Regions from separate parts of the Homo sapiens genome. Here region 1 is linked to region 2. The links are chromatin loops, found by intact Hi-C in ENCODE. Cell type or tissue: endothelial cell of umbilical vein. All regions are shown on one strand. Links, peaks and the distances in the headings refer to the core of each region. The heading gives the core; the rest is flanking DNA. Region 1 overlaps TTF2 (transcription termination factor 2). Region 2 has its middle 70 kb from the start of TENT5C-DT.

Region 1 (12,051 bases), core at 1,607-9,606, 470 kb before region 2:
TCTTTAAACAGAGACTTTAGGCGATAAGGCTGGCCAGGAAGGTAGGGGTCAGGATGTGATAGATGGTCTTTGTGTGATATTCTATGCACTTCATAATTTATATATTCTAGATCCCCCCACCCAATTAAAGGCATTTGAGTACCACCTACAATTTTTATATACCTGAGTACTGTTCATACTTCTATTTTTCTTAATTTAGTTATATGTATAGTAAGATACACAAGTCTTAAGATTTCAACCAGTTGAGTTTTGAGAATGCATGTACCTGCTCATAAAACCAAGATCCGAGTCAAAATATTACCCCAATAAGTGCCATCAGTCCCCTTCAAGTTAATTTCACCCCTCCCATCTCCACCCCTGTCAGCAATCACTGTTCTGATTTTTATCTCTTTAGATGTGTTTTGATTGTTCTTGAACGTTATATAAATGAAATCCTACTGCATGTACTCTTCTGTGTCTGACTTCTTTTACTTAACAGTATGTGAAATGTATATAATATGTATCAGTAATTCATTCATTTTTATTGTGGAGTTGAATTTCATTTATAAATGCACCACTTTGTTTGGTGTGCCTATTTGCCATCAGAAAATCTCGACGTTATCTGTTTAAATATTTTATCCTTTTTTTTGCATTGAAATTTTTATCAAGTAGTTTTAGATTCACATACAGTTGTAAGGAATAATACAGAGTTATCCCCTGTAGACTTTATCCAGTTTCCCCCAATGGTAACGTTTGCAAGGCTTAGAAATATATCACAAACAGGATATTAATATTGGTACAACCCACCAGTTTTATTGGTAAAGGTAGTTTTACTTGAACTAATTTATGTGTGTGTGTATATTCTATACAATTTTATCCTGTCGAGTCATGTATCTACCACTACAGTCAAGGTACTGAAGAGTTCCATCACAGGATCTCTCTGTTGCCCTTTCTATAACCATACCCCCTTCCCTCCCTTCTGCCCTCTTCACTCCGGCAATCAGGAATTTGCTTTTCATTTCTAAAATTTTGTCATTGCACAATTGTTACATAAGTGGAATCATAAAGTATAACTTTGGAGATCTTTGCCTGTTTTAAAATTTTTGTCTTTTTTTAAAACTGAGTTGGTAGAGTTCTTTGTAAATTCTCTATACAAGTTAGGCCAGGCATGGTGGCTCATGCCTGTAATCCCAGCACTTTGGGAGGCTGAAGTGGGCAGATCACTTGAGATTAGGAGTTTGAGACCAGCCTGGCCAACCAACATGGTGAAACCCCATCTCTACTAAATAAAAAAAAGTGAAAAAACAAAAAAAAATTAGCTGGGCCTGGTGGCACACTCCTGAAGTCTCAGCTACTCGGGAGGCTCATCATTTTTGTATGGTTTGTGCTTTTTGTCTGATCTCCAAGAAATCTTTGCCTACCCCAATATCACAAATATTTCCAAGAATTGTCTAGAAGCTTTATAGTTTTATTTTTGTTTGTTTGTTTGTTTGTTTTTGAGAGAGAGAGTTTCACTCTGTCTTCCAGGCTGGAGTGCCGTGGTACAATCTTGGCTCACTGCAACCACCATCTCCTGGGTTCAAGCAATTCTTATGCCTCAGCCTCCCAAGTAGTCCCAAGTAGCTGGGACTACAGGTGTGCACCAATAATTTTTTTGTATTTTAGTAGAAACGGAGTTTCACCATGTTGCCCAGGCTGGTCCCGAACTCCTGAGCTCAGGCAATCTACACATCTTGGCCTCCCAAGGTGCTAGGATTACAGGTGTGAGCTACTGCACCTGGCCTGTTTTTTTTTTTTCTTCTTCTTTTTTTTTTTAGTAGCTTTTTCATATAGGTCTATTATCTATATCTTAAATTACTTTTGTGTAGTATATCAGGTAGGGTAGAGGTTCATTTATTTTTGCATATGTTACCAATTGTTTTAGCATCATGTTTTGAAGATTTTCCTTTTCCCATTGAAATGCTTGGCGTCTTTGTAAAAATTCAATTGATCCAATATATGTAAGTCTATTTCTGGGGTTGCTAATCTGTTCCATTGATCCATTTGCCTATCTTTACATAATTAATCAGATAAAATAGTGTGAGTCTTCTGACTTTATTCTTTTTCAAGATTGCGTTGGCTGCTCTAGGATCTTTGCATTTCCATATAAAATGTAGAATCAGCTTTTAAAAATTTCCACAGAAAACCCTGTTGGGATTGCATTGAATCTATATAGATCAATTTGGAGAGAATTGTCAATATTGAGGCTTCCAATCCATGAATGTAGTGCATTTATTTATGACTTTAAAAATGTCAGCTGGGCGCGGCAATCCTAGCACTTTGGGAGGCCAAGGCGGGCGGATCACGAGGTCAGGAGATCGAGACCATCATGGCTAACAAGGTGAAACCCCATCTCTACTAAAAATACTAAAAATTAGCCGGGCATGGTGGAAGGCGCCTGTAGTCCCAGCTACTCAGGAGGCTGAGGCAGGAGAATGGCGTGAACCCGGAGGCAGAGCTTACAGTGAGCCGGGATCGCGCCACCGCACTCCAGCTTGGGTGACAGAGCGAGACTCTGTCTCAAAAAAAAAATGTCTCTGAGCATTGTTTAATACTTTTCATTACAGAGTTCCTATGCATCTTTTGTTAAATTTATTTCTCAGTGTTTGTGTTTTTTAGTGCTGTTGTAAATGGAATTTTTTTTAATTTTGTTTTTGGATTGTTTTCTGCTGGTATAGTAGGGCTGGTAAGCCTTTATTGCATGAAGTTATATTCTACTGATACTTAAAACCATTTACATACTACTGGAGGACCTTTACCATACAGACATACTGTGGTAGTTGTTAGGAAGCCACTGAAGGATTTTTGACCCAATTTGCATTAAAAGAAGAACTATGGAGGACAGATTAGAAAGTGAAAATAGGGCAAAGAGACCACTGAAATAATAGCTACCATTGAAAGCCCACTATATACCTTTTTTTTTTTTTTTTTTTTTTTTTTTTTGTAGAGACACGGTCTCACTGTATTACCCAGCCTGGTCTCAATCTCCTGGGCTCAAGCAATCCTCCTACCTCAGCCTCCCAAAGTACTGGGATTACAGGTGTGGGCCACTGCACCCAGCCTGTTCATTATCTTTTACCTTCATATAATTTGTTGTGATAGATTTCAATATCCGTGTTTACCAGAAAGATGGAGAAACTACCATTGAAACAGGTCAGAAAGGGAATCTGAGGACCCATGGTTATGAAGTGGCATTGCTGGGATTTAAACCCAGGTCCAACTGATTCCAGACACACCAACTTTCTCTTAAGTGAGAGGTGATGGGCCTGAATTGAAGTAGCAGCAGTGGAATTGGGTCCAAGTAGAATGAAAACTTGCTGAAAGAGCACTGATGAGATGTATTTCCTGGTAGGGCATATAAACGTGTTCCTTCCTCCATTTTTTCATCTGGAATATTGCTCACATGGCCCTAACTTCCCTGGGTTGGAGGACTTGGAGAGAGAACGTGTGTGATGGCCTCGGTCTGGTGTTTGGCACATTGTCAGTGCTCAGTAGGGAAACGGTTGCTAAGGTGGGGCTTCTGGGTAATGTGTTTACGTTAAGCAGGACAAGGAAGAAAGGTAATGTTGGTCGAGTATTGGGATGTGTGGCAAACACATACAGCTTTGGACTAATCATGTCTTTTTTTTTTTTTTTTTTTTTTTAAAAGACAGAGTCTTGCTCTGTCAACCAGGCTGGAGTACAGTGGCACAATCTCAGCTCACTGCGACCTCTGCCTCCCAGGTTCAGGTGATTCTCGTGTCTCAGCCTCCCGAGTAGCTGGGATTACAGGTGTGTGTCACGACGCCCAGCTAATTTTTGTATTTTTAGTAGACATGGGCTTTTGCCATGTTGGCCAGGCTGGTCTCAAACTCCTAGCCTCAAGTGGTCTGCCTGCCTCAGCCTCCCAGAGTACTGGGATTACAGGCATGAGCCACCTCACCTGGCCAAATTGTGTCTTATTTTCATGTGAAACCAGCTAGAAAAATGAGTGTGCAGCTCTGAAGAAAGGCCTGACTGAGGTCAGAATTTTGAGAACTTGCTGTTAACGTTCTTTGTACTAGATGGATAAGACTGAGAAGGGTTTATTATTTTAAAATAGAACAAAAAAGTATGTTACATGTATTTCTCTTAGCCTAAATTCAGAGCACTATTACTAGGAAGTACTTACTGGAGCTTTAAAAAGCTTGTCTTAGGGCCAGGCATGGTGGTTCACACCTGTAATCTCAGCATTTTGGGAGGCCAAGGCCGGCGGATCACTTGAGGCCAGGAGTTCAAGACCAGCCTGGCCATCATGGTGAAACTCTCTCTACTAAAAATACAAAAAATAGCCGGGCATGGTGGCGTGTGCCTGTAATCCCAGCTACTCAGTAGGCAGGAGAATCACTTTGAGCCGGGGAAGCGGAGGTTGCAGTGAGCCAAGATCACATCATTACACTCCAACCTGGATGACAGAGCAAGACTCAGTCTCAAAAAAAAAAAAAAAAAAAAAAAAGTTGTCTTAGGACAAATAAAAGTAAAAGGCAGTTCTTAACACACAACACATTAAAAAACAATAACAACAGAAAACCAGGTACTCTGATAGGTAGCATAGACTGGGAATTTAAACAGAAATAGATAAGTCTATATATGGATGATGGCTTCCTTAGTGAACATTAAGGGTGTTCAGCCAGAACCCCTGGAGAGTGACCTATGAGAGTACAGCCTTTCCCTCACATACTCTGGGTTTTCTTTTTAATAACTTAAATATTTTACATCCTCTAATTAATACTATTATGTTTGGCTGAATGTAGTCAGGAGACAGGTGCAACAGAGTAATAGAAGGGAGGTGTAAACTGAGGCGAAGATGCCCATTTTTCATCTCTTGCAGTGTAGCTGCATTTGTGTGCAGATCTCTAACTGAAACACCAGATGGCACCACTGACCAGCATTTGACTAGCCATTCGGCCATGGCCCTCTGTGTACAGGCAGTAAAGAAAACTGATAATCTCAGTAGAACCAGGGGGAAGAAATCTTGCCTTGACATGAACGATGTGGTACACCCTGGTATACAAATTTTGGGCATTGTCACTGAGCTCCTGAGTTCATATTTTCCTTTCTCTCTGTTTCTCACAGAACTTTCACTCAAGGATACAGGGTCAAAATAAATGGAAATATTTCTTTGCTTAGACGTGGGTATAACAAGTTTTAGTTCTTTAAATAATTGGTTGTGGTATCCTTCTGAGCAAACTATCACAAGGACAGAAAACCAAACACCGCATGTTCTTACTCATAGGTGGGAGCTTAACCATGAGAACACTTGGACATAGGGCGTGGAACATCACATACTGGGGCCTGTTGTGGGGTTGGGGGAGAGGGGAGGGATAGCATTAGGAGATATACTTAATGTAAATGACGAGTTAATGGGCGCAACACACCAACATGGCACATGCATACATGTGTAACAAACCTGCACATTGTGCACATGTACCCTAGAACTTAAAGTGTAATAAAAAAAAAAAAAAGAAAAATATTCACCTCCAAAAAAAAATTAATTGGTTGTGGTAGATGTTCAAAATATTTTACTTTTAATAACCCTTGAAACTTCACATGTCTAGAAAACTCCTCGTGTTGTTGGCTATTGGGTGAAATTGACCTGCAGATTATCTAGCCCTAGTATAGTGAGCAGGATGGTGATAGAGAGGCAACCAGGCATGCGCCAGACCCAGCCAGAACCTCAGGCCCCACCAGCTGTGAAGGACCACTGAATAAAGCCATACTTGTGAGGCGGTGTACAGTACCATGCACTGCACTGTGCAGTGCGAGCAATCCCTTTGTATAAAGTATAGTAACCCTTTGTGATATGTGTGGTAGTTACGTTTTCCCAGTTTGCTTTTTGTCTTACAATTTTGCTTATGGTATTTTCATCATATGGTAGTGTAAACTTTTAAAAATTACTAAATTCTTTATTTCTCAGCTTCAGAGTTTTATCCCAGGCTTAGAAAAGCCTTCTTCACTTTAGGACTACAAGAATATTCATATCTGTTTTTTTTCCTAGAACATTTACAATTTTGTTTTTTACTTTTACATTTTTTTCCATCTTGAAAGTTCGTGTAAAAGAATGAGGTAGACATTCGGCTTTATGTTTTTCCAGAGCTGGACCATGTAAAGATGTGAACTCATAATCCCTAAGGAGCCTTTGACACAGCTGGAATAAGAGTTAGATGTACTGAGATTGGGGTGCAGTCTCCTCTGCACATTAGAGCGCTAAATTGAAGACGTTCAGATGCGAGATGGTTCTGTGACTCTAAGACATACAGTTCAGGGCTAGGAAGGTTACAGAGAAAGTAGAGGAGTTGAGACTTGAAGTTGTCCTTGAATGACCTTGACAATTTTGATGGAGGAAAGGACAAGGAAGTGTTGAGGCAGAACAGCTTCAGCAGAAGTGTGGATGTAGGAATAAGCAGAGTGATCAGCCAGTGTGAGCTTGGCATTGCTGTTGTCTTTTAAGACCTTGGTATGTATCAGGCTTTGCTCTGATTGTATTTTGTCTTCATCATGACCGTATGAGGTATGGACTATATCATTTTGCCATTTTACAGAACAGGAAACTGCCACAGGGGGCAGTCAATTAAGGTGTCTGATGTTTCAGAACTAATTAGGTGGTAGGGCTGGGATTTGAACCAAGGGAGAATAGTTCTGGAGCCTGAGAGAACTGTAGCCTTGCTAAAGTGAATGCACTTGGCAGTGTGATGTTGAGTTGGACATTACCTTTAGGAAAATGGGAGGATTTGTGTTTTGGTGAAGAAGTCAGGATTGAAGAGGTCTGGCTTCTTCTAGCTGGTCCCTTCATCGTTATTGCCTATAACCTCTGTCCTGGAAAACAATTAATAAACATACTGCAGAAATTAATGCTTTTCTTATAGTGGAATTGATATTTGCTTTCTCTGCGAAAATATATTTCCACTGCATTCTTTGTTGATTTACAATATAATAAAACGTAACAAACAAACTTATTATCCTAAAATCAGAAAAGCTCATCCAGATTGATTTTAATTAAAAATGTAAGGGAAAGCATTTTTAGCACTGTGCCTAGCACATAGCAGATGTTCAGTGTGTTTCTTTCCTTAGTTCTGCAAATCTTGCCCTTCTCCTGAAAGTCTACATGGCATGAGTTTTAAAGTAGACACTACAGTCATGAGTCATTTAACAATGGGGGCATATTCTGAGAAATGCGTCATTAGGAGATTTCATTTTTGTGTGAACGTCACTGTGTGAACTTACACAAACCTACTTGGTATAGCCTAATACATACCTAGGTTACAGAACTGTACAGTGTGTTACTTTACTGAATACTGCAGGCATTTGTAACACAGTGCTAAGTATTTGTATATCTAAACAAAGAAAATGTACAGTAAAAATACAGTATTATCTCATGGGACCACAGTTGTATGTGCCATCCACTGTTGACTGAAACATCATCATGCAGCACGGGACTGTACTTATGAAATATTCTTTCAGTAAAGATTTCAAGTACTTGATATGCTTTAAACAACAGCAGGAGTTTGTTCTTGATTTATTTCTGTAAGTAGTAGCACCCACTGATGGCAGCTGTTACTTTGAATTTTATGCATTCAAAGCATTTCAGAAATTGTATTACATATGTTTAATATAATATCCTATTGCAATGAGAAAAATTAAAGAAACCAGTAAGATTTTAAAAATTGTGAACTTGGATGGGAAAATTGTGTTTGTACAAGAGGGAGGGGCTGGACCTATTTTCTTTTTAGCTTAACTTTTATGGACAACTTGTCCATTTGGGCTTGTTCATCTTTGTTTATGTGTCCTGGTGAAGTAGTGGCATCAAGGGACCAGGACCTGCTCAGGACCCCTGAATTAGGATGCAGACTGTTGTGATTCATGTTGTACATCATGGGACTAATTTAGGAAGTTAGAAAAAGAACAATAAATTAAACTGAAGGAAAGCAGAAGGAAGGAATTAATGTTGGTAAAAATTGCATTTAATGAGTTAGAAAGCAGCATATAGATAACTAATAAAGAAAATCAGAGGCTAACCTGGTCAAGAAGAACAGCACAAATACATAACATGAGAAATAAGGAGCTGCACCACAGATGTATTGAAATGTACATGAAATGACATATGCACAGTTTCACTCCTTGTGCCACTGCTTTTAATAGTAAAGGATAAGAAACAGCTGAACCGCCCACCAAGAGGGTTCTGGTTAAAAATAATGCAACATCCCATACAGTGGAAAACCACAACTGGAAAAAAATAATAAAAACAAGGATCTTCCTTACATATATGTTATTATAGAAAAATTTTCAAGGTATTAGGTAAAAAAAGAAAGGCAAGGTATTCAGCAGTATGTATGTTATGCTACCCATTTGTGTAGAGGAGGAAGAAAGAATGTATATTGACTTGAATATGCATTTAAAAATCTCTGGAAAGGTAAACAAAAAACTAATGAGCAGTTACATGTTGGGAGAGAAGTGAACTGGGCAGATAGGGTATGAGGGGGCTTCTCACTGTGTTTTTAATACTTATTGATTGAATACTTTACCTATTTCAGCAGACAAAATATATATTTTTAAAGCTCTTATTTAATCAATTAAAAGTTTTTGAGGAGTTATTTTAGGTAATTACATAAATCAGTTCTATTTTATGCAGCAATACTTAATTACGTACAACAGGCAAGTCATAGTTGGGAATAAAGAGATCATGTATGGTTTTTGCCCTCTAGTAGCTGAAAATATACCTGGACAGTCAGCTATATTTTATAGCTGGACAGTCAGCTTTATTAGGTTGGTGTAAATGTAATTGTGTTTTTTGCCATTAAAAGTAATGGCACAGAGGCAGTTCATGGATTAAACAGGGAAGGGAATGTGGGGAAACCTTGCCAAGCAGGTACGACTTAAGATGGGCCTTGAGGGACCAGTAGGACTTCCGTAGCTGGAGATGGGGGAGATGGTAGACAGATTGGGATGATGAGGATATCCTTTGGATGGAGAGTAGTACCCATGCAAAGTCTAGTAGACTGGAGGGTGCATGGCTTAGTTCGGCAGTGGAACAGCTTAGACACCTCTGGATAGCTGGAGTATGGGCTGTGTTTGTGTGTGCAGGAACTTTCTTGCACTGGGATGTTAAATCTGTATTCAGCCTTCTTTTTTTGGTGGAAGAGTGTAAATATATACAGAAGTAAGATAGGGTACTGTAGCATGAGCTTCAACAATTGCCAGCTCATGGCTACTCTTGTTCTATATGTATCCTATCCACTTCACCCCGTAACTCCTGCCCTATTTTGAAAAAAATCCCAGATAACATTATTTCATCTGTCAATATTTTAGTATGTAGCTTTAAAAGATACGGACTTTTTTTTTTTTTTTTTTTTTGAGACAGAGTCTCACTGTGTCGCCAGGCTGGAGTGCAGTGGTGCAATCTCGGCTCACTGCAACCTACGCCTCCCGGGTTCAAGCGATTCTCCTGCCTCAGCCTCCTGAGTAGCTGGGACTACAGGCATGTGCCACCACGCCGGGCTAATTTTTGTATTTTTAGTAGAGACGGGATTTCACCATGTTGGCCAGGATGGTCTCGATCTCTTGATCTCGTGATCCGCCCACCTCAGCCTCCCGAAGTGCTGGGATTACAGGTGTGAGCCACCGCACCCGGCCAAGATATGAACTATTTTTTAAAAAATATTTGTATGTTTTAGAGAAGGGAGTCTTGCTGTGTTGCCCAGGTTTGAGTGCAGTGGCTATTCACAGGCACAATCTTAGCACATTGCAGCCTCTGGCCTCAAATGATCCTCCTGTCTCAGGCCCCTGAGTAGAGGGGACTATAGGTGTGTGCCACTGCATCCAGCTGCACTCTTTTAACATACCAGTTGGTTTACATATTTTCAGTGGACTCATAAATGTCATAGTTTTTTTTTAGTAGTTTTAATTTGTTTAAATCAGGATCCAAATAAGGTTCACAAATTGGAATTGATTAATATGTCTTTTAAGTCTCTGAAGTTTTCCCTTCATCTTTTTTTCTCCCTCGTAACTTATTTGTGGAAGGGATCAGGTTGTTTGTCCTATAGCGTTTCCCACTGCCAAGATTTTGAAGGTTATATTCTCCACAGTATAGTTTTACGCCTTCTTCTGTTGTTTCTATTTCCTATAAATTGGTAATTGGATCTAGAGGTTAGTTTTTTGTTTGTTTTGGCTTCGTTGTTTTGGGGTTTTTTTTGGGGCAACATTGCTTTGTAGCTAGTGTTGTGACCCCCCTTCAGGGACACACAGTGTCTGGCTGTCTCTCATTTCTCTGATTTTAGTAGCCATTGCTGATCAGTGTTTCTATTTCAGTCATTCGTTACAGACTAAAAAGAATAAACCTGTGTGCATTCTCTGGCTACCATGCCATATTTATTCTTGGACTTCCTAGCCCTTATAAATGTTCTGTGCAGTAAATAATTTTTAAATGTGTATATAAAAGTAATTGGTTTCAAGTGACCTCCCAAAGCCAGGTTCAAATAGTTGCAAGATGTTTTCTTGGATTAAAAATAAGCTTATCTCTTGTTCTAATGGATTTTCATAGCCTTGATTATTTGTGTTTTATACTTCATTAGATTGTTCTTCCGATGCATTAGAAGTAAGGCAGAGGGGAAACGCTGGTGTGGAAGTATTCCATGGCAGGTAGGAATTATTCATCTGTTTTCAAACCTGCTGTGTTAAGACTTTTAATATGCAGCATCACCTGAAAATACCTTGAAGTTCACGTAAATGAGTTGGTCTTCATCAGACTGTCTCCGAAAGATAGTTTTCTTTAAGCAAGGTAGGCCCTGTTGGGACTTTTATTCAAAGGATCATTTAGTCGTAATCAAGATTAATTATTTGCATCCTATTTCACTTAGTAAATATTTTTTGAGGTCTTAAATGTAGTCAGTATTCTTTTACTCAAGGAAAAAAATAGATTTCCTTGACTAACTCTTGTATCTTTTTATAGAGGAATTTCTACTTGATACTGGTATAAGCTAAGTATAAGCATAAGCTCCTAGTATGTTAGAACTAGGAGGAGCATCTCCTAATAGGAGAAGCCCTACAGATATTCAGTACGTGAGGAACTAGAAGTAGGGAGGTGATAAGACTTGTTTTGGCAGAGGTGTGGCTTGAACTTACGATTCTAGATTACCACAGTAAAATCCTCCTAAAGCCAAAATCAAAGCAAGTGTTTTAAGACAATGTTTAGGTTTGGGGAAAAGTTCATCTTAAGAGAATAGTTTTTTTCCTGAAAAGTATACACTGTGGCCATTGTGATTGTAAAAGCACTTTGGTTTGTCACTACTTTTCCTTGAGGCCTGGAAAAGAGTGATCATGGACAGAGAAGGAACCAAGCTTCGAAAGTATCGTGAAGAAATGAGTCCTTTGTGGGTTTGGCACGTCATCTTTTCTAGACGTGGAAATGGTACCAAGAATGTTCAGGAAATATTGGACTGCTTTTACTGTGTTTCCATTTCTTCTGCAGAATAATCCTAAGTGAATTAATGCAGGAACAGAAAACCAAATATCATATGTTCTCACGAGCAGGAGCTAAACATTGAGCACCCATAAACATGGGAACAATAGATACTGTGAACTACTGGAGAGGGGAGGAGGGCATGGGTTAAGAAACTATCTATTGGGCACTATGCTCACTGCCTGAGTGCAATATACTCATATAACAAAGCTGCATATGTACCCCCTGTATATAAAATAAAAGTTGAGATGAAAAGGAAAGGCATTCTAGATACGAAGTTTGTATTAATATTTTATATGAAGATTAATTATTTTGTCTTTAGGATCCTGATTCCAAAGAACATTCTGTATCCAATAAGTCTCAGCATGCATCTGAGACATTTCATCATTCTTCCAACTGGCTGAGAAATCCATTCAAGGTACTTGACAAGAATCAAGAACCAGCTCTCTGGAAACAGCTCATCAAAGGTGAAGGTGAGGAAAAGAAGGCTGATAAGAAGCAAAGAGAAAAGGGAGATCAGCTTTTCGATCAAAAGAAAGAACAGAAGCCTGAAATGATGG
Region 2 (12,051 bases), core at 2,309-10,308:
CACAGTGGATTTCAACTTGATCAAAATTTTAGACTTAAGAAATTACATTGTGGATGTATCAAAATTAATTGCAGACATATTTTCTGGAACAACTAAAACAGGACCAGAAAAAATTAAAAAAATAAGGAGCTCTAAGTGACTATAATTTGATAAAATCTGGGCTTCTCTTTGTTTGCCAGATAACTGAAATATCCATCTTTATTTCATTGGATTGCAAAGGAACTGTCATTATGCAAATAATGCTCAGAATGGTTCAGATAGTGAGTGAGCCTGCACCCTTACTTCTTGGTTGACCTAACAAGTTTCTTTTATTTTTATTGTAAAATATATCTAACATAAAATTTGCTATTTTAACCATTTAAATGTACAATCTGATGTCATTAATAATTACATCAGCAATGTTGTGCAACATATTGCCACTACCTATTTCTAGATTTTTCACCATTCCAAACAGAAACTCTGTAACCATTAAGCAATAACTCCCCAGTGCTCCCTTTCCTCCCCCAACTTCTGGTGTATTAGTCGGTTCTCACACTGCTAATAAAGACATACTCGAGAATGGGTAATTTATAAAGAAAAAGAAGTTTAATGGACTCACAGTTCCACATGGATGGGAAGGCCTCACATGGTAGAAGGCGAAGGAGCAAAGGCATGTCTTACATGGCAGCAGGCAAGAGAGCTTGTGTAGGGGAACTGCCCTTTATAAAACCATCAGATTTCATGAGACTTATTCACTATCACAAGAACAGCAGGGGAAAAAGCCCACCCCCATGATTCAATTACCTCCCACCAAGTCCCTCCCACAGCATGTGGGGATTATGGGAGCTACAGTTCAAGATGAGATTCAGGTGGGGACACAGCAAACCATATTACCTGGTAACCTTGAATCTACTTTCTAAGACAAATTTCTTAACCCTACTAAATCTCAATTTTCTTGCCTCTAAAAGAAGGATAATACAGGATTTCTAGGATAATTAAATGAGAAAAATCCAGGCACCTAGCCCAAATTTAGCTTAAAGCTTTAGTTGTTTTTACGTATTTTTGTTAGCAGATTGCAGTAATCATTTCTAAAGGAACAGAAAAAAAATAATAAGGGCAATTAAAACAGGGCAGTGAAGAGCCAATGAAACATCTAATTATACCTTCTCATTTTAGGCACAAGGAAAGTGAAACCCAAAAGGGAGGGTAAAATGAAGGCAAGTCTTCCAGTGTTATCCTTCATGGTTCTATGAAATAAGACGTGTATTTTTGTTGTGGTTATAAAAAAAAGTTTAATATGCAAATACATCAATAATGCATGTGAACCAAGCACTTTAAAAACTATAGCAGAAGTCACTTTTTGTTGGATACACAGCAAAAATATATACAAAAAGTTAATAGCAGTTATCTTTATATCATAAGGACATAACAATTTCTTGCAATTTCCTTAACTTTTAAAAGAAACTTTTACTGAGGTATGATTTACATAAAATATTCCCACTCTTAAGTGTATGATTTAATGATTTTTTAGTAAGTTTATAAAACTGTACAACCATCCCACAATACACAAAGATCCCATGTATTGATTTGCAGTCAATCTCCATTTCCATCCCAGCCACTGGTAACCACTGGTCTACTTTCTGTCTCTGTAGATCTGCCTTTTAACTGGACATTTTATATTATGAAATCATACAGTATGTGGTCTTTTGCATCTGGCTTCTTTAACCTAGCATAATGTTTTGCATTTAAGGTTTGTCAATGCTATAGCAACTGTCAAGAGTTATTCCTTTTTACTGCTAAATGAATTTCATTGTATGGATATACCATATTTATCCATTCACTAATTGATAGACATTTGAATTGTTTCCAGTTTTTGGTTATTATGAATGATGCTGTTAAGAATATTTGCATACAAGTCTTTGGGTGGATATATGTCTTCATTTCTCAAGTATATACCTAAGAGTGGAATTTCTGAGTCATATGGTAAAGTTATGTATAACTTCTCAAGAAATTACCACACTGTCTTCCATAGTACTGCTTTTACATTCTCACTAGCAATGTATGATGGCAAGGGTACCAGTTTCTCCACATCTCCACTAATACTTGTTATTGTCTTTTTATTATCTGTCTTTTTTATTATAGCCATTTTAATGGGTGTGAAGTTGTATCTCATTGTGGCTTTAATTTATGTTGCTCAAATGACTAATGGTGTTGACTGTCTGTGATAGTAGCTGTTCATGCCTTTGGTAAAATGTTTATTCCAATATTTTGCCCATTTTAAAAATTGAATTGTCTTATTGAGTTGTAAGAGTTCTTTATATATTCTATATCTATTTTCTCTAAGATTGTGGTTTGTCTTTTCAATTTTTTATTCATGTTTTTGACATGCAAAAAATTTTAATTTTAATGAAGCGCAGTTTATCAATGTTGTCTTCTATGGATTGTGCTTTCTTTCCTAATCCAAAGTCACTAAGAGTTTAGACCTAATTTTTTTTCTAAAAGTTTTATAGTTTTAGCTTTTACATTTAGGTCTATGATTCATTTTGAGTTAATTCCTCATGTATATGAAGGGTCTAACAATGTTTTGTGCATGAATACCCAGTTATCTCAGTATTTATTGAAAAGACTATCCCTTTCCTATAAATTGCTTTGGCACCTTTGTGAAATATCAACTGACATTAATTTCTGGACTCTTAATTTTATCCCATTGATATATGTCTTTTCTTATCCCAGTATCACACTATGTGATAACTAGCATTAGAGCAGTAGTTCTCAGCCAGGGGGTGACTTTGCCCTTCCTCCCTTCAGGGACATTTGGCAATGTCTGGAAACATTTTTGATTGTCATGACTGGGGGTAGGGGGTGATTCTGGCATCTAGTGGGGTAGAATTCAGGTACTTCTTTTTCCTGAAAGTAGGCCACTGTTTCCTGTTTCTTTGCATATCTTGTAATTTTTTGTTGAAAACTGGACATTTTAGATAACATTATTGTAGAACTCTGGGTTCTGATCTCATCTCTGTGACCCAGGGAGGTGGTAGTTGTTGCAACTGCTGTTCTCTTTGTTTAGTGATTGGTGTAGACTAATTCTTTGGAGGCTCTTTTCCCCATGTTGCACAGTCATTGATGTCTTTGCTTAGTTTTGTATTTCTAAAATCTTGTTTATATTTTTTAAGCCTGGCTTCCTAGGAGTCAGCCCTCTGTCAGTATAGTTTAGTGGTCAACAAGTGATTTGTCAGAGGTTGTACCCAAATACCTTTGACTAGGAAGGGCTTCTGCGTGTTGTCAGTGGATCCGTGTGTAAGCTGGAGAACACATTCAAAGTTTATGCAGTTTACAAGTCTTCCCAGCTTTTACTTCACCCAAGGCCTTATGTCTAAGGTCTCACATTTAGTCAGGAATGTTCAGAGGTAGCTAGGGCTTTCTCTGGTTTCTCTTAAATTGTGCTCAACCTTGCTCTTGCGTTCATCCTTCCATGCCACCAGAGATGTGTGGCAAGTACACTATGGCTGTTTCATTCCGTGAATCTCCCTGTTAGTTTCTGGCTTGTCTGTCAATCTCTTGCTTGCCCCAACCAGAACCTCAGGCTAACTGCACTGGCCTTTCCTATTCATTTGCTACTGAGATTCCTTTCATTTCTAACAATGCCCAGGAGCACGGAGTTTTTCTGCATTCTACTCCAAATCAGGTAACCCTCACAGCCTGTCCTGCCCTGATAGAGCTGCCATGCTGATGGAGCTGGAAGGGGATGAGAGCAGCTCTGGGCTAAAACATCACAGACACACTGTTCTTTCCTGGTTCAGGAGTTTTTCTTGGATAAATACTTCTCATTTTGTTGTATGCCTTTGGTCAATTTCCAGAATCCTGAATGGTTCGAGTTTTTTAATTGTCCATTTTATTCCTTTTGAGGGAAATGATTTGCTGAGCTTCTCACTCTGCCATTTGCCATTCCAGAAATGAATAGATAGATGTGTATATAGATACCTTTATTCATATTCTTTATAAGTTCCTCTACAAATTTCAGCCTTTATTTTTATTTTTGAGACAGAGTTTTGTTCTTGTTGCCCAGGCTGGAGTGCAATGGCGCGATCTTGGCTCACCGCAACCTCCACCTCCCAGGTTCGAGCAATTCTGCCTCAGCCTCCTGAGTAGCTGGGATTACAGGCATGCACCACCACAGCTGGCTAATTTTGCACTTTTAGTAGAGACAGGGTTTCTCCATGTTGGTCAGGCTGGTCTCGAACTCCCGACCTTAGGTGATCCGCCCACCTCGGCCTCCCAAAGTGCTGGGATTACCGCCCACCTCGGCCTCCCAAAGTGCTGGGATTACAGCAGTGAGGCACTGTGACCGGCCTATTTTCAGCCTTCTTAAAGCTTTACTCTTCCCATCTGAAAGGCCTTTATCCAATTCCAGCAAAGCCCTGCACATCTTTCCTATTCTCACAAGACTAAAAGCTTTCACAGAACCTTTCCTGATTTCCCAAACTTTGAGTGATTCTTCCATGTTTGTACATCCATAGTTAGTTCATAACTTCTACAACTCTTCACATTCTGCCTTATAATAATCATTTGTGGACATGTCTTTACCTCTTCTATTAGGTTATCAGGTGCTTAAGGATGTAGACAGTATCCTAGTCATCTTTTTATTCCTCTTGACAACAAATTTACTGAATAAACACCCTAGTTCTCAGAGGCCGATACTCTTTCCACCAGGCCAGGCTGCCTCATTTAAGGGTGATTGTAGTCCATTACTCTTGATTCTGAGTTTTCTATCAATAAAAGCTTTATCAAAACCATACACACTAAGAAAAGTCTACGCCTTATAAAAAAGATGGCACGTATTGCTTTCTTTTTCTGCAAATGTAGAAAATACACAGCAAACAATGATTCACAGAGTGTCGGGAGGGCCTAGTGTCAGGGATCCTTAATTAGTAAGGAATCCAAAATTGTAGTCCTTGGTCTTCCCCTGACTGGTTGTAAGGCCTTAGGCAAGTTATTCAACTTCTCTGGACCTCAGTTTATTTTCTGTAAAACGGAACTGGACTAGAACATTGGAATGTAATTCATGAGATCATTAATATAGTTATTCCACACATTTTTTGAGCTTTCACCTACTGTTTGCCAGAAGCTTTCATAGGCTTCAAAATATATATAGAAATCAAAATAAAATCTGTACCCTCAAACAGGACTGGCTTGCTTAATATTGTGGCTTTCAGTATTATATGGGTAGAGTACGATCCTAATCAAGCTTAACATAGATTCGGGAGGGAGGAGGATAATGAGGAAAGTAACTGACACTGGAACTGAATTTTAAGAGTTAATTGAATTTGAAAACAAGGGGAAAGGGAGCTATTTGATAAGGCAAAGATACTTGACGAAGGGGCCAGGACTATGAGATCCAAAGCACAGGTAGGAAGATTGGCCTTGAACTTGAACAAGGACATCCATTTTACTGAGAGCTATAAGACAGCCCTCTCCTGTAGCTCTTAAAGGCCTTGAGTGGGGGTCCAACAGGGGCACCTACCAAGATCCCCAAGAGTGATTCTCCCTTTTAAATTCAGCGTTCAGTCCTCCCCCAGTACCAAAGAGCCCATAAGATGCAAAAGTGAATGTTACTTAAAAAGAGGTTAAGGGACTCCCCTGGGAATAGCTTTCAAAAATACTTATCACTCATCAAAACTTCGAATGACTCAAAATGAATTTGGTGTGGGCTCAGCATTTTGAAGCAGTTCAGCAGTAAGAGTCTAGAAATTTTTGCCACTAGAGGGCAGTAGTATGTTTCTCCCCTCCCTCTCCTCCCTCTCCTCCCTCTCCTCCGTCTCCCCTCTCCCCTGTCCGCTCTCCCCTCTCTCCCTCGCCTCTCCCTCCCTCCCATTGTTAGCTGATTGAAGCCTGGGAGGCTGGAGATACAGTGAAACACCTTGCTTAAGTTTGTCAATACACCCTGCCTCTGACTGACGGTAGGATGCCAAGGTTCTTGGTTGTTCAGGCAAGCCTACTATACCAGCAGCCTGCTGGGGCCTCCACTGGAACCAAGTCAGTGATGAAACGTTCTACAAACAGAAGACTAAAAAGACTTTCCCCTTTCCTTTAAAACGTGACTGCCTTCTTTTAAAGACATTGAGCTAATAGTTAAGAGTTATTAGAAGATGAAAAATGTAATCTCGTGACAGAAGAGAATCCTAGAAAAATTCCGATTTGAACCCTATGAATAATTTTAGCTCATGTAGAACAATAGGTGTGTTGTGGAATAGTTTATTTCCTGACATAAATTGTAGTTGTCCATAGTTGTTAGGACATAACTCTGCCTAAGTCCTTTTGAAATTATTTTTCTTTAAACATTTATTGAATATATATGTACCAAAAACTGTGTGAGGCACTGGAGATCCAGAGCCAACCATGACATCGAACCTCTGGAGCCTCCAAGCCGGAAGAGGATGATGGGCAAGCCGAAGGTTATGTTTTGCTAGTAAAGGTGTGTACCAAATGCCACTAGAGTGTAGAAGGAAGATGAGTCAGGGAACAGGGGAAGTGAGTTTACCTAATTTAAGGGTGAGGTTTGGGGGCTGGAATTGAACCTTTTGAAGTAGGGAAGAGCTACGTGGTGATGAAGAGAGAGTGGTGAGAAATTTGTAACTTGAGCTTTCAGAGAGGAATTACCCATTTGAAATTTGAGCAATGAGAAATTTGTAGGTTGTGATAGGAGTCTAGCTGCAACAAATGAGGGAAAGACATTCTAGGAAAAGGAGTCATTGACGCACGAAGGCAAGGAGGGCACTGCAGTTTACAGCACCCAGTCCTTCTGGGCAGGGCTGCCAAAGGGTTACCACAATGCACGACCCATTCAAAGAAGAGCAAGAGGCTGGAGCAGAATGAGCTAGGGGAAGGTAGAAGAGGAGACCAGCAAAGTAACAGGGTCCCATCTTGGAAGACCCTGTGTAGTCCCTTGTCAAGAGTTTGACTTTTGGCCAGGCGCAGTGGCTCACGCCTGTAATCCCAGCACTTTGGAGGCTGAGTGGGAGGATCACTTGAGCCCAGCAGTTCGAGAACAGCCTGGGCAACACGACAAAACCCTGTCACTACTAAAACTACAAAAAAATTAGCCAGGTGTAATGCACACCTGGAGTCTCAGCTACTGGGGAGGCTGAGGTGGGAGAAGCCTGGGAGGTCAAGGCTGTAGTGAGCCTTGATCGTGCCACTGCACTCCAGCCTGGGCGACAGAGTGAGACCCTGTCTCAGAAAAAAAAATTTTTGACTTTTACACCAAGTAAAATAGAAGCCCCAGGAGACTGAGCACAGTTGTGACATGATCTGCTCTGTTTTCAAAGGGTCACTCTGGCTTCTGTGTGGAAAACAGATGGTAGGGGAGCCATGATGGGAGAAGGGACACCAGTTTGGAGGCTACTGAAATAATTCAGGTGAGGAATGCTGGTGACTCAGACCAGTGATGAGGGAGAACAACTATGGTCTATATTTTGAAGGTAAAGTTGACGCAATTGATTATGGGCATGAAAAAGAAAAGGTTTGACTCCAGTGTGTTTGATCTGAGCTATTGGAAGAATGCAGTGACCATTTTTGAATGGAGAAGATTAAGATCTAGGAGGGGTGCAATGATGAATTTGTTCTTGAACATGTTAAATTTTCATTTCTTATTAAACATCTGCCTGTTTACTGAGAGTAAGTAGTTAACTATGTGAACCTGGAATTCAGGAGAGGTCTGGGCTGGAGATACAAATTTGGACATTTGTCAAGGTATATATAGCCTGTAGACTTGAGATCCCTTAGGGTAAGCCACTTAGAGGTTGAGAAAAGAAATCACCCAAGGGCTGAGCCCTGAGGCCATCCAGTGTTTAGAGGTCTGTGGGATAAGAAGGGAGCAGAGAAGACCAGAGAGAGCCAAGGGACTCGGGGGGAAACCCCAGAAACCAAGGAGAAGGGAGTGAGCCACTGATGGATTAAGTAAAATGAGTCCTGAGAATTGGATTGGGTTTGGCAACATGGTGATGATTGGTGATCTTGACAAAAACTGTTCTGTAGAATAAGGGGGCAGAAGCCAGCTCAGAGGAAGTTCAAGAGGAAATGGAAGAAGAGGTAGAGACAATGAGTGTAAACAACCCTTTATAGGAGTTTCACTTGCGATGAGGAGCATAAAAACAGGTGGTAGCCAGGCATTAGAGATAGAGGATCAAGAAGAGATTTTCTTTTGGAGGGCAATATTACAATCTGTTTCTCTTCTGATGGGAATACTCCCTCAGAGAGGAAAAGTTTGGTATTGCAGGAGAGAGGATAATTGCAGGAACCATGTCCTTAGGTAGGCGGTAGGCGTGGCCTCGCCGGAGTGTTTGGACAGTTCCCTCATTGTAACCGGAGGGAAGCTGAGCACCGGGAAGAGAAGCAGGTAGTACGAGGAGCAGCACAGGGGAGTCCTCTTCTGATTGCTTCTATTTTCTCAACGAAATAGGAAGTAAGATTATTAAGAGTGGGAATAGGGGAGAAGATGTTGGCATTTAAGGCAAAAGAACTTGAGAAAAAGGATAAGAAATAGTTTTATAGGAAAGTGGCAGTCTGAAGGATAGGGAAACTGCCTGTTTTATTTTCTGTCAAACTGGACTAATAATGTTACCTGTGGACTCTCTACCAACCCCCCCGACTGAGGACAACTTGAAAAGCCAAATAAATCTTAAAACGAGGCTTAGTGCAGTAGCTCACACCTGTAATCCCAGCACTTTGGGAGGCCGAGGCAAGCGTATCACCTGAGGTCAGGAGTTCAAGACCAGCCTGACCAACATGACAAAACCCCATTTCTACTAAAAATACAAAATTAGCACGGCATGGTGGCACGCGCCTGTAATCCCAGCTATTTGGGAGGCTGAGGCAGGAGAATTGCTTGAACCCAGGAGGCAGAGGTTGCAGTGAGCCAAGATTGCACGACTGCACTCTAGCCTGGGCAACAAGAGCAAAACTGTATCTCAAAAAGAAAAAAAAAAAAGAAAAAGAAAGAAAAAGAAAAAAAATCTTAAAAAGAAAAATCTTTTAAAAGCATTGAAGAACCAAAAGCCTAGTGAAGGATGACCAGACCAAAATCTAGGAGGAATGAACCCAAAGAAGTAAACTGCCCAGCATTCCAGGCTACCTTGACCTGAAGGCGTTTGTTAATAAGGAAGAAACATCCAGGACACTGAGTTCCTCAACTGTGCCTGGAGGGGAGCATCGAAATCAGCCACCCACCTGCACTCCCAGTCCTTTTAGGCTCACCTTCAATTCATATGTCTATGGGATGCTCTAGGAAGAGGAACAAGGCAGAGCCTCTGCCTTATAATCTGCTGGGTTTGAGGAAGGAGAAGCCAGGCAGTTGTCCCTGGAGATTGGGTTGTTTGTTTTATCTTATCCGCCTTAGGAAGCAGAAAGCAGTATGGTAAAAGGAGAGGACCCCCGATGAGGAAGGAAAAGAAGGCTGTGTATGGTAGCTCACGCCTGTAACTCAGCACTTCAGGAGGCTGTGGTGGGAGGACTGCTTGAGGCCAGGAGTTTGAGACCAGCCTGGACAGCATAGTGAGACCCTGATTCTACAAAAAATAATAAATTAGCCAAGCGTGGTGGCTCACACCTATAGTCCTAGCTACTCCGAAGGCCGAGGCAGGAGAATTGCTTGAGCTATAACTTCAGCTGCAGTGAGCTATGATCATGCCTCTGCACTCCAGCCTAGGCAACAGACTGAGACCTTGTCTCTAAAAATGAAGAAGATAGACGCAGAATGGGAGCAGCAGTAGGGTCGTTCAGGGATTCTTCATGCAGAACTCCAACCACAGCACAGTTCTGCTAACTTCTGGGAGCAGGGAGCTACAGAGAGCAGCAGTCCCCACCTAGCACCCCAAGATCGTATATGCGATACTGCACTTCAGAGGTCCCCTGTCCTCACAGGGAGGTATCAGCTTAGCCCCTCCACATTGTTCTAGCCTCATCACCCACCACTTCCTGCTTCCCAGCTCACACTGTTCCAGCACCAAAATGGGTAGGTGGCTCAATTGGCTGATGGGGAAGAGAAATAGACTGGGCCACGGGAGCCAGAGGGACAAAGAATGTACACATGTGGGGTGTACATGCAAATGGAGAAGGGGGAAGATGTGAAGCTGGCATTGTTTGTAAGAGTGCAAGGATCTATGGGTACATGTGTCACTGTGTGACCAGTGAGAGGGGTTATATATCATAGGGGTTACTGTCTGGGTGGCCCCTAGCCCTCTCTGCTGGAGTCCCACCCCACTTGACTATGCAGCCAAGCTAACATAATGGAGACCAGCAGAAAGCCCTGCACTCCTGGGCTTAGCAAAAGGCACTTCAGGTGAGAAAGAGCAGCCAGCTGAGCCCTGTAGGGCCAAAGCATCACCCACCTCCTATTCCCAGTCAAGGCAGGCGGCATCACTGAGGAGACAGCCTGCTGAGGCTTTGGACTGTCAGTGTTCTTCAGGGCAAGGAGCAAAAACCAACTCTGGCTACTTACATAAAAGGTGTTTATGGAAGGATATATGGAGGTTCAGATAGTCTGCAGAAAGTCAGAGGCCTAGGCTTGAAGAATAGGCAGACAGCAGGGGTTTTAGAGGCCAGGCCACAGAAACCCCTGGACAGGGGCCACTTCCAGACAGCCCCATTGCTGGACCACCCCAGACCTGTTCTTAGTGTCCCCTTGCTTTACAGCCTCATGTAAGCTTTGAAGTTTGTGTTTAGGTGAACAGTGTCTGTTGCATATTCACTGTATGATCTTGGGCCACAACTATAACATCTCTTTCTGAGCCTCAATTTTTTCATCTGAAAAATGGGATAATTATACACCTATTACAGAGTGGTTATGAAGATTGAATAGGTTGTCCCACATGGCATCACTAGGCCCGACCAGCTGAGGCTCAGACCATCCTTCCTTCCGGAACAGTTTGTCCTGTTGGACTGGAGTCTGGGGCAGAGGAGTCTAGGACTTCACTCACAATCACCACTTGGCTCCAGCCTTACTCAACACCTTCCAGTCTACCACGACTTTTGTAAGTGGAGGGTAGTTGCCGCATGTCCTGTGAAGACTATATATCTCTCTACACCTCAGGCTCTTCTCATTCAGCTTAGCAATAACACCCTTATAGGTCAAGCCCTTCTAAAATGCCAGGCACTCTGCTAATCACACTGCAAACATCATCTCATGTATTTCTCATAACAAACTGAGGGAGGTAGTAGCATCACTCGCATTTTCAGGTGAGGAAACTGAGCCTCAGAGAGGCTAAGGGGCTTCCCCACGGTTATTCGAAACAAAAGCTTGCACTCCTAACCACTAGGCGATACCACCTCTAACAATGGCTGGTTGAGTCCGCCTGTGGGCCCAGCCCTCACCACTTCAGCTTAGAATACGAAGCCAACCATTCCTGAGAGCCAGTGCCCACTGGAAATGTTACAGGGATCCTTCACTCCCCTGCAGAGCTTGGGGGGCCTCTTCTTCCACAGCTTGGTATAAGGTTGTTGCCCAGGCTGGGTGAGTTTCGCTGGAGCTCTGGGCTGCCCCACAAGGGTCTGCAGCTGACTGGGACCTCAGAAGCCTGGCCAGGCCACCCTCCTGGCTCACAGTAAGCAGCACCAGAGGAGGAGGAAGTCATGGCCTTGAGGTTACCCTCTGCCTGGGGTAGGGGCAAGGGTGGGCTGCAGCTTCCAGGAGCTGTGCAGGACCAGCTTTTTTCGGCACTGTCCACAGCACAGTCCCTGAAGACGTCAGGACTGAGAAGAAAACTGGAGACTGCTGGAAGCCTCCCAAAGACATGTCAGGCAGGGATGTTCTCCTGAAAGGGCACCCGTGTGACGCAATCCGCAGTTCCCTCTGGGCATTCAGGGCCTCAGCACTCTTCAGACCAATACTGGGAAATGGCAACTCTGTTTGTGGAGAAAAGAAGGAAGCAGCTCTCACCTGGCTCCAGTAGAGATGGCACATTTTATTTTGCCCCTTTGATGAAATGTTTCCAAGAAACACAAAGTGAAACATGCTGAGGGTTTGGTATTTTTCCACTTGACAAACATCTGTGATTTCAAAGGCACATGGTGCTTCTC

The links. A loop is a pair of places that touch in the nucleus more often than their neighbours do. Peaks named below come from ENCODE experiments on the same cell type or tissue, not always from the same donor. Only the 100,000 strongest peaks of a DNase experiment are listed, where the experiment ranks them.
Region 1: it touches region 2 in a loop (6-fold over the local background); 4 of 110 quality-filtered maps call a loop at or near these places.

Annotation. Positions count from the first base shown.
Region 1 is chr1:117,063,057-117,075,107 of GRCh38, forward strand. It overlaps TTF2 (transcription termination factor 2), which reads left to right. Exons shown (of 23, transcript NM_003594.4): 4 at 10,605-10,671; 5 at 11,814-12,051. Among named protein-coding and RNA genes, the nearest start is that of TTF2, 8.8 kb to the left of the region's middle. In endothelial cell of umbilical vein, for the core only: a CTCF peak has its summit at 4,903 (motif pointing right); a DNase peak (open chromatin) is centred at 4,935.
Region 2 is chr1:117,529,441-117,541,491 of GRCh38, forward strand. No RefSeq gene overlaps it. Among named protein-coding and RNA genes, the nearest start is that of TENT5C-DT, 70 kb to the right of the region's middle. RefSeq lists silencers at 5,636-5,705, 5,726-5,965. In endothelial cell of umbilical vein, for the core only: a CTCF peak has its summit at 5,734 (motif pointing right); a DNase peak (open chromatin) is centred at 5,801; H3K27me3 peaks cover 179 bases.